Regions from separate parts of the Homo sapiens genome. Here region 2 is linked to region 1. A link is a loop called in an ENCODE intact Hi-C map of the cell type or tissue named here. Cell type or tissue: sigmoid colon. All regions are shown on one strand. Each heading gives the region's core, and the rest is flanking DNA. Links, peaks and the distances in the headings are about the cores only. Region 1 overlaps STAC (SH3 and cysteine rich domain). Region 2 has its middle 180 kb from the start of STAC.

The links. Peaks named below come from ENCODE experiments on the same cell type or tissue, not always from the same donor. Only the 100,000 strongest peaks of a DNase experiment are listed, where the experiment ranks them.
Region 2: a loop joins it to region 1, with 2.1 times the contacts of the local background. A loop is called at or near these places in 2 of 110 quality-filtered maps.

Annotation. Positions count from the first base shown.
Region 1 is chr3:36,491,564-36,496,945 of GRCh38, forward strand. It overlaps STAC (SH3 and cysteine rich domain), which reads left to right. Exons shown (of 11, transcript NM_003149.3): 6 at 1,588-1,666. Among named protein-coding and RNA genes, the nearest start is that of STAC, 110 kb to the left of the region's middle. In sigmoid colon, for the core only: no CTCF peak of the experiment used is centred there; DNase peaks (open chromatin) are centred at 3,278, 3,368 and 3,478.
Region 2 is chr3:36,554,768-36,560,149 of GRCh38, forward strand. No RefSeq gene overlaps it. Among named protein-coding and RNA genes, the nearest start is that of STAC, 180 kb to the left of the region's middle. In sigmoid colon, for the core only: no CTCF peak of the experiment used is centred there; a DNase peak (open chromatin) is centred at 2,454.

The DNA of each region.
Region 1 (5,382 bases), core at 291-5,290:
CATGATAGTAGCAGTGTTTGAAAAAAAATCTTAAAGCTAAATTGTAACAAAAATCAGTCTCTGGAGGGTGGTGCTAAAGGGCTCTAGAGCTGGCTAGGAGAGCTAAGAAGATAATTTGTCCCTCTCCGATAAGATGTAAATAAATAATTTTTTAAAATATGACTGTCAGGCCAGGTCTGGTGGCTCACGCCTATAATCCCAGCACTTTGGGAGGCTGAGGCAGGCAGATCACCTGAGGTCAGGAGTTCGAGATAAGCCTGGCCAACACAGTGAAATCCTGTCTCTACCAAAAATACAAAAATTAGCCAGGCATGGTGGTGCATGCCTGTAATCCTGGCTACTTGAGAAGCTGAGGCACAAGAATCGCTTGAACCCAGGAAATGGAGCTGAGATTGCACCACTGCACTCCAGCCTGGGTGACAGAGCAAGACTCCATCTCAAGAAAAAAAAAAAAAAAAAAAAAAAAAAATATATATATATATATATATATATATATATATATATGTGACTGTCCTCAGAGGCCCCCTAAATTCCTCTTGTGAAGAGGATAGAGCCAGTTAGACTGAAGCTGGGTCACGTGGCCCTTTGAAAGAGGCATTCAGTGTGGTATGCTAGTAAATGTTTAACAACCAAGTCAGAACTGGACCCTGATTTGAAGCGTTTGCCAGTTCCATGGAGTAAAACTCCTGTGGTGATCCATTTCATGCCACCAGTGTGATAACCATGAGACTCTCACCAGCCCACAAAGATGCTTTAGCACACCAATGAATAAAGCACAATGCTTAAGAGCACGAGCTCTGGAGGCAACGCCTGTGATTCACAGCCCCAGCTCCACCATGTATTAACTATGGGGCCTCAAACAGAGCTACTGATTCTCTCCGGGCTTCAGATTCCTCTCTGAAAAATTGGTCTATCATAGGATTAATTTGGGGAATAAATGAGATGGTATCTATAAAGTCCTTAAAAACATTACATGGTAAGTGATCAGGAAGCATTAGCTATTTAGAGTGTGTTATTGTTATTATTGTTGTTTTTGTTCTTGTTATTTCTGTAACCTAAGTGGAAGAATGATTGTGACTCACTTTAAAAAGAGAGTCAGGATACATATTATAAAAACAATTAATTTTGCAGCAGTGGAAACAGTATTTAACTTGTACCTAAGTAGTGCATCCCTCCATAGTGCATCCCATTCTCTAAAACTAATATTTAAAACACCTGTAGAAAGAGCTAGCGTTTTATTGAAAGTTTTAAGTGACAGGATATGGACAGGCATTCTGATTTCTCTTTGTTGCCTATTCCTGGGAAGAAGCCTGGCTGTGGCCTTTGCTTCTAGACATTCATGAATATTCAATACTCACTGGATACCTACCATCACCAAGCCTGAGCCTGCTATAGACACCTGAAGGGAGGTACAGTGCCCACGAGTGGACATAGCTTCTCTGAAGTTAGCCAAACAGCCAAGACAGCAATCACTGGGTCCTTATGTGTCATGCAAATTCTACCTAAGCTCTCTTACACCAAAGTATCTGCTCAATTGACCACAGATATAACATTGTTCATCCCATGCTCTTTCTTCTTTCCTCCAAGACTTCAGATCTTGTGGAGGTTCCTGAGGAAGCCAATGGGCCAGGAGGCGGGTATGACCTAAGGAAACGCAGCAACAGCGGTGAGTGAGGGAGTTGGCACAGCACAAATGTGATCACATGAGTCAGGGTCAGTGGGCAGGCCAAGTTGATTTCCAGTCCCCTTGCTTTCTCTGCTAGCTCTGGAATTTAATCAGGGCGAGTGTTCAATGTTCTGGAGAGAATGTGAGCATTGTTTCTGGTGGATTTCAGTGATTTGCTCTAATATGTTCCTGAGTTCTATATCCTGAGTTCTCATACTTTATGAGAGTATATTTACTCTTATGAGAGTATATATACATATATATATATATAAACTGAGCTGTATTGGGGTTTAAGAGTCGCTTCCAGAACTTTTTGTGAATACGTCATTTTCTCCACTGAGCTAGATTAGATTACATTAGCAAACCGTACCACAGAGAAGCTAATTTGTGCTACACCTTAGGTACCTGAAACCAAGTGGTGGTGGGGCCCAGGAGAGAAGTGTGGGCCTCACATTTGGCTCCTTCCCCAGCAGAGACAACTAAGAAGCTCAAAAAACTGATATGTACAATCCAGCCAAACATTCTATATTAAAATTATTTAATCTAATAATTTAAGCCTTTGTTATAATAATTTCTAAAGTATTTATTAAATGCTAACTTCATACTTCCACTTGCTGACATTAAGAAAGAGCCACCTCTGGCCGGGCGCGGTGGCTCACGCTTGTAATCCCAGCACTTTGGGAGGCCGAGGCGGGCGGATCACGAGGTCAGGAGATCGAGACCATCCTGGCTAACACGGTGAAACCCCGTCTCTACTAAAAATACAAAAAAAATTAGCCGGGCGTGATGGTGGGCGCCTGTAGTCCCAGCTACTCGGGAGGCTGAGGCAGGAGAATGGCGTGAACCCTGGAGGCGGAGCTTGCAGTGAGCCGAGATCGCGCCACTGCACTCCCGCCTGGGCCACAGAGCGAGACTCCGTCTCAAAAAAAAAAAAAAAAAAAAAAAGAAAGAGCCACCTCGTAATCCAGAGCTTAAAGACATGTGACCAGATCCTTATGGATGCATTCTTGCTAGGCCTTTTGGACATCAATAACTACTTAACCTTCACTAGTTTATCAAAAAATATTTATGAAGCATTTACTATCATTAGCAAAAGTGTATTAGTCAAAGTCCTGCAGGACCTGAGTTGCATTGTTAACTTGAGCTGAATGCATTCTCATGGCAGAAGTTATCCCTCCAAACTCCACTCCAAGCCCTGCCTTTTCCAGCCTGGATGCAGAAATTCCTCATTCGATACCACATAGCAGTTTTGTCAACAGCTGTCTGATGAGGTATCACTTTTACTTCCTTCACTCTGGGAATTCATTTATGGCTCTTCTTTAGTTAGGACTATGCCTGTGTGATTCCCACAAGGCACCATGTGCTCAGCTGCCCCAGGATTTTCCTTCCTAAATAAGTGCCAGTGTTCACCATGCCCCCCCTTGCCAGACCCACACACATCTACTAAAGCTCACCACTGGGGTAAGGATTCTTTGGCATCACATGAGGGAAACTGTACTTTTAGATAATGCAAACAACCACTGAGCACTTAGCAGTGCCATTAGAGAGACAAATTAGAGGGTATTGGCTTCGAGGGGAACTTCATAGCAGGTCAGCAGCACAGCAGGGCCATCCCAGCCCAACTGTCTGGCACTGCAAGACCAGCAACTGAATTTAAACAGCAACCCTAAAGTTTCTCAATATCTGACTCACCAGAGACTTGCATGATAATGCTTTAAGTGTGATCAGCTGCTCAGTCCTGAGTCTGACCTCTGCTTTCCCCTTTCCCCTGACACTCTTCTCATCAACATCACTGCTGGCCTTCTCCTCACTAACTGCGCTGGAAACATTTGGTCCTTGGCCCATTGTTGCTCTGGAAGCAGAGTGCTAGACTTCACTTAATGCTCATGTGATCCCAAAGCAGTGACCTAGCCTCTCTCTGCTTCAATCACCTCATCTCTAAAATGAAGATAATAACACCAAATCCATAGGGTTCTTATGATCTTTGGATGACATAATGAATGTAAATACTATCCATACATTGATGATTCAAACTTCATCTTCAGTATTAGGCTTCCTTGCTGCCTCCAGATGCCTATCACCTATTGGACATTGCCATCTGAATGCAGAATAGTCATCTTTAAGTTAACCTACCCAAACTTTACTCTTGATCCCCTCACCCAGCCACACATTCAGACTGGCTCTTCCCACAGTTGTCTCTGCTCAGTAAATAGGAACTTCATTCAACCAGTTGATTAGGCCAAAGTCTTTGACATCAGCCCTGACTCCCTCTTCCTCTCACACCTCAGACGTAATCCATCAGCAAACTCTATCTGCTGCTTCTCAAAATTATGCCCAGCATGTGCTCACTGCTTAACTCTCTGCCTCAGCCATCCTGGCCTGGCTCTGTCTATGCTGTTGCTCACCAATTCCTTGAGGAGTTAGAACACAATTTACACTGAGGGTTTCTTCTCTCAAAAGGTGGTCTTAATAGGATTTTAAAATAGGAAGGGCTATATTTAGCAATCATTGCTATGTAGCATCACTGCTATTAGCAAAGCCATCATACAGTCATAAAGTGTCAGAGATGCAGGTAGAGCCTCACTACCCTAAATGTGGCTCATGGACAACTCACGTGAGCATCACTTGAAAGCCTGTTAGAAATAGCAAGTTTCAGGCCATTCCACACCTGCTGAATCAGGATCTGCATATGAATCTGTGGTTCATAGGCTCATTAAAGTTTAAGAAGTAGGACTAGAGGTCACTTAGTCCAATTCCCTCCCCTTCAATACACACACATGCACACAATATCCCCCGTATAGATAAGGAAACTAAGTCACAGAGTAGTACACACAAAGACATCAAGTTGACAATTTTCCATCTCTTCTGTGTTAAGGGGCATTTTCACAGCCTTTCTCAAAGAGATCTGGTGAAAGAACTGAGCAAGCAATAAACTCCCAAAAAGTGTTGGAGATGTATTAACAACTCTTTTGATCAGCAATAGCTTTCTCTACAATGCACCCTGAGAAGCTAGGTGGATTAATTATGCAGCAATTTGCTTCAAAACACTTTCCCTTGATTGGCTTTAATGTCCTGTCCATGCAGTTTGAGAAACCACATGGAGAAAACACCCTACATATGTGGTCCAAGTTCCCACAGATCTTCTCACTCATGCAAGGAGGGTGTTGCTGTTCAGAAGCAGTGTCTAGGATTACAGTCACAACCAGTTCTGCATTACATGTTCATTTATGTCTTAAAAAATGCAGTGCATACAGGTGTCATTTCTTCCAGCCAGCTATTATGTCAAATTCCTTGAGGAATATCTCCAAAGCCACCTTGGAAGGAAGTACAATTCATACTAATTTCTTTACTGCTAAGAGTACAGTCTCTCCTTTCTCTCTTATAAATGATCCTTGGCAGGTCTGAGTATTTATGGTTGTTGTTTTGAACACTATTCCTGGATGCATCATAAATATACATGGAGGAAATTGTTGGTCTTCACCTTTGGCTTAACTGCTAGAAGCTTCACTCATAACAAAGTAACAAGCAAAGAGAGAAGTAAAATCTCGCCTGAAGTAAAATCTGGCCTGCCTATTTCAGCTCCAAATGCCAAATAATAATGTTATTGGCTGCCTTCAGTAATTGCATTTCAGAATGACTCTGTGTGATCATAATTTTCCTGGAAGAGAGACAGAAGAGGACATAAGCAATACAAATTCCTAGAATTTTCTTCAAAA
Region 2 (5,382 bases), core at 314-5,313, 63 kb after region 1:
TAATCCATCCAGGTAAGGCCCCATCCTTCCCACATCTGTCCTGATGTTTAGGACCCCAGAAGAAAATTATTTATAGAATAATAAGGGTTAAAACATCACCAAAATGGAAACAAATATATATGCTTCTTCACAACCAAGGGAACCAGGTTTGTCTGTTTTTTTAAATCACAGGCATCTTGTGATTTGGGCCAAATTCCTGTCATTCATGATGGATCTCACAAGAGCCTTCGTGGTATAGAGAGATCCCAAACATGAAACTGCTCACCCCTAGTGCTGCCAAAGTTGTTTTTCTCCCTTTCAATCACAGGCAGCTGGGGGATGGGGGGAGAGCCAAGACATTAAATACTAAGAAATTAGTTTACAACTTTTGCAGATGTGATATTAAAAACATAAAATTCAATGCAATGAAGCAGTGCAGGGCAAATTGTGTTGATCCAGTGCTGGGAATAAATCTATGAGCTTTCAAGACCAAGAAACATCTATTGCACTCACAGGAGAATCAGCCATCTGAGGAGTATAGTGTACTCTGCAGAAAAAGAGTGGAACAAGGAGGTTAGGCCGGGCATGATGGCATGCACCTGTAGTCCTAGCCACTTGGAAGGCTGAGGCAGGAGGGTCACTTGAGCCCAGGAGTTTGAGGCTGCAATGAGTTATGATTGGTCCACTGCATTCCAGCCTAGACAACATAGTGAGACCTTGCCTCTAAAGTAAAATAAAAAGAATGGGACAATGAGGGTCCAAGGACTCAGCCAAGAGGGCAGTAGCAGGATTCAGATGAGGTTCCAGATACAGCAAGCTGTCGTGTGGGGATGGGGCAGCACCAGGCAATGAAGAATCACCAAAAATGTAGCAAGACTGAGCAGATTGTACTCAGCTCTGTGTCTACTGAAGGAAGAAATACTTGAAGAGCCCTTGGTTTGAAGTGTGAGACCCTCAATGCACCAGCTGAAGTAACAGCAGATTGATGCTAACCTGACTTCTAGAAAGGGTAGTTCCTGTTACCTCTAGGGCTTTGGTTTTGCTGAGGAGCCTGCAAGCTGGACCACAGCTGAACTTTCTTGAAACTTTGAAGAGAGCCCCCTGTACCCCTAGTCCAATGAGACTCATTAAGGACCTCTGATCTCCATTGTTCTAAGATAACACACTTGGATTGTTTAAGCCACTAAGTTTGTAGTCATTTGTTACAGCACCAACAGGAAACATACAGCATTGCACTGCCACTTGGAAAGGTGGAGAGATAACAAGAGAAATTTAACTGAACCCCATTGTTATGCCTAAAGAATATTGAGCTCCCAAAGCTCAGAAAAAGCCAGCTAAGGAGAATGGAAAAAATCCAATAGCATGGTGGTAATGTGTAACCAGTGTAGGAAAGTTATCATCTCCTTGGCCAAGGTAGCCTCGGATGAGAGAAGTGGGGAAAGATTCCTCAGTTTGGCCACTAGGACTATATCCAAGGGCACACTGTCCCTGCCACCTTGGAGCCTACACTGAGGATGCTACTGCAGTGCATGTTCTAATCAGAAGGCAAGGAATTCCAGCATGTGTGTCTACACACATACATGCACACACGCGTACACGCACGCGCACACACACACACTCAGATGGAATTTATACTGCACTCTGATAAAGATTTAAGCAGTTATTTCTTCTTTGAGTCAGTTGATTGATTTCAAAGCCAGTCCCTACCTGTTTTTTACACAAGAAGCAGTCTCAGTGCCTAGGCCTCTCTTTTCTTACCTCTCTCTTTAACCCTTCTGTCCCCACCTCCACCACCATCCAGAGACTACCACACTCAGAAATATTCCACCTCCTTGAGGAAATAATACCTTTCTTATGTCTTGTAAACTTCATAGCCTCCAGAGATGAATATTAAAAATCTGTTTTTCTCCTCCCAGTTCTTGTTTTTCTCAGCAGGGAAGGCGTAAATTTTGGTCGCAGTGACCGCTGGCTTTGTGTGACCTGGGAAAGCAAAGCAGCGCCGAAGATAAGCTCTGGTCTGATGATAAGGAGATGATGACATATGAGCATTTCCACCTTAGCCTGTAATTTATTTCTCGAATACATTATATATTTATATCTCAACACAGATCAATCATTACCAGCAATGAGTAACTGATAAAGCATGAGAGAAAGAGGTCTCTAAGCAAGAGAAGACTGCGGGAAACAAGAATATAACATGCTTGGGGTGATATAGGTAGGTGAAGGAACCCAAGAAGAAGTTTATGGGACATCATGAAGTATAGGTGAAAGTGACATTCAGTAAGGGTTCTAACTGGTGTTGGGGGGAAGACAGAGTTGGTATTGGGAGAGCTGAAACAGAAGGGAAGACACTTTTAGGAACAAGAGAGGAGCAGGCTAGCAATGAGGGAGGCTGTGACTGAGTGGCAGTCTGTAGCCATATAGGGCAACAACAAGAGACCCATGGCAGCACAGCAAGGTCAGGCAGCCTGTTTGGCAGCAACCTGCTGGCACCGTGTGCTCATAGCTCCTCCACCATTGCAATGCCTTTTTTGGTGGTGGTTCTTCCCCAGAGCCAACCTCAAAGCCAGAATCATCCTCCTAAAGTATCACTTTGATCCTGTTGTCACCCTGTTAAAAACCCTCCAAGGGCTTCCCCAGGGATACAGAAGCAAGTCCAGCCTCTGCAGTGGAGGTTTCTCCAGAGGCCTCAGACCAAACTCAGCTCTTCTGAAACTGCATAGCCCTGCTCTGAACTGCTCAAGCGGCATCTATCACTTCCTGTTTGACTAGTGATGATTTTAAAAGTAGATTTCAGTGAGTAGACTTTTTGAGGGCAGAATGCTAGGCTTGATTGCCTTGCAGGTGGGAGTCAAGGGAAACTATCTCTGTGATCATTTCAGAATGCCATGGAGTATTGACATCATCAGAAAAATCCCTGTTACCAGTACACTCTCTCACCTCTTACATATCCAGGTCATGGTACTAGATGACCATGACTTTTGTCTATAGGAGGTTAAATCAGTCAACAAAGCCCACTAAGATAGAGATCAAATCCAAGACCCTGGGCTAGAGATATGATTATATTCTATTCCTTGGCAAGAAACTCCAGCTTTAGCCCCAGTCACAAGGTGTGGGTGTGATGTTGCAGATCCATCGCCACCTCCACAAAAGCAACTTAAAGAGCACTCGCTGACAGGCTGCTCCACAAGGTCCCCTTGTGCATCCACCCCCTCCAATCTCTAGTGCTCTTAGAGACAGCTCAGCTCAGGTAGGGATTGGGGGAAAAGGATAGGAATTATTTGCATGTTATGATTTTTAAGTCTCAAACTACAAGTAGTCTTAAAAGTAAAGAGCATTGAGCAAATCTGTGTCTTAGATTAACTGTAGGACTTTTGCGAGCACACAGAAGGAGGAACTGCAAGCTGTTTCTGAGCTGCGCTAGCTCAAGCTGGAAGCAAAACTCAGTCTTCTCACCATTGTTTACGAGAAATCCACTCCCATAAATCATGTGTTGAGTTTAGTAGACTTGACCTGATGATATCAACAAAGAGTCTCAGGAGGAGTCCTGGCACTTGGCTTTTCACTATCTCCCTGCCCTTCTTTCCTGATCCCTTCTGATTCCTCCCACCATGCTCCCAGGAGCTCCAAACTCCTCTCACTCTTTTAAACAATGTGTTTCTCTCCAGCTCCTTCCTTCCCTTTGCACAATCAAACACACTACAGTGCTCAACAGGACTAGAAATCTCCCTTTTGACAAGACTTACTCTCTGCAGAAGAACTTAGATTACAGTTAAAATTATACAAATACCATGTTTAATTACCAAGGAAAGCCTCCATTTAAAACTGACTTAGAGGAGCTCCAAGGGTTTCTCCCATCCAGACCCCTTCCCTGGTTCCTGCCCTAGAGGACACATCTCCATGCCGAGCATCTCAGTATACTTCTTCATACACTATCAATCTCTGTGACATGGCAAAACAACTGGGATTGTCTTTCACTGTATCCATGTCATGTTTCTGACACCTACTTCTGAAAGTTTCACTATTTCAACTCAGCTGTCTGCTCACGTGAATACAATGTGTGCTTATTTATTTATGCCTTCCCTTCATGCTGAACACAAAATGATTTTTATTGGGCTCATGGTTTGAGATTTGGATAATTAAAGCAAATAGATTTCTTTTGGAAAGTCACTTTTCCAACACATCACAGACGAGAAACAATGAGGGATTCTTAGTGATTGTTCACTCTTGGAAAAATAGAAATCATACCCCACACCAAACAGCAGAAACAGAATGACCCAAAATGCCATGATTTCACTGCACTAGTCAGTAGTTTTTTAATAATGCTTCTGCTTTCTCTGAAATATTCACCTGCTTCGGTTCCCTAGAGCTTCCCAGCACTGAATGCATTTGGCCTTCCCTTCGCATGATTTCAGCTGTTATTTGTTTCCCACTTACACAATCATTCTTTGAAGGAGTCTAATCTGTTTCCTAAGTGCACAAGAACAGTAACAACATTATTTGCTCTTGCATAAGTTTAGATATACTACAAATGTAATAGTGTGCTCTAAAATATAATAGCTATAGTATTTACAAGCTTATTTTATATTTATTTTACTTATATTGCCACTGCATCACAAGAAAGAACATAAATAGTAAATCTTAAATAATACAGCTGTTAAGCTAGAAAGCAACTATTAGCGTTTGATAAGATAGTGAGAAGAGCATAGTTTTTTTTTTTTTTTAATACAAGCAACCTAATTTAGTTCCTTACTAGCTGGTGGCCTCGGACAAATTATTTAACCTTTCTGATCCTCAGAGATAATAATATCCACCTGAAAAGATGTTGAGCAAATTAAAGGAGATATTTATGTGAAAGCGTATATTGTAATGTGTGGCACATAGAAGGGTCACTTTTTGTTTTTTTTTTTTTTTACTATTTTTGTCCCCCAAGAGTGGTATTATCCTATTAAGAGGCAGTTGCACTGTAGTAATTTTTTGAATATAAATAATAATAATAAAAATTCTTACTGCACAAGTAAGTAGTTTTTTGATAGTGACTTAGTCTCCTATGGTAAATATTTTCAGAATATCTTTTGTTCAGTATGTGAATAGTTAATAAACCAGCATAGTACATGCTGATCACCTCCAATTCCCCACTTAACTTGCCTGAGCACAGTGCAAAGCAGGGTAAACCAAGGATTGACCCATGCCTCTGTTGACTGACTGCCATCTCCTTCAAAAGCTATGGGCAAAATTCTTTATGCTTATATGGTCCCTGTGTCTGAAACACTCAAAGCATTTTTCCAGAGATTAAATTGGGGCTTTCATATGACCCTGGTTAATAAATGTCAAGTCTTCAATGTGAAGTCTCAGAATGTCCTTTTGAGGAAGGTGGTTGACAACCTTATCTTCCATACAAAT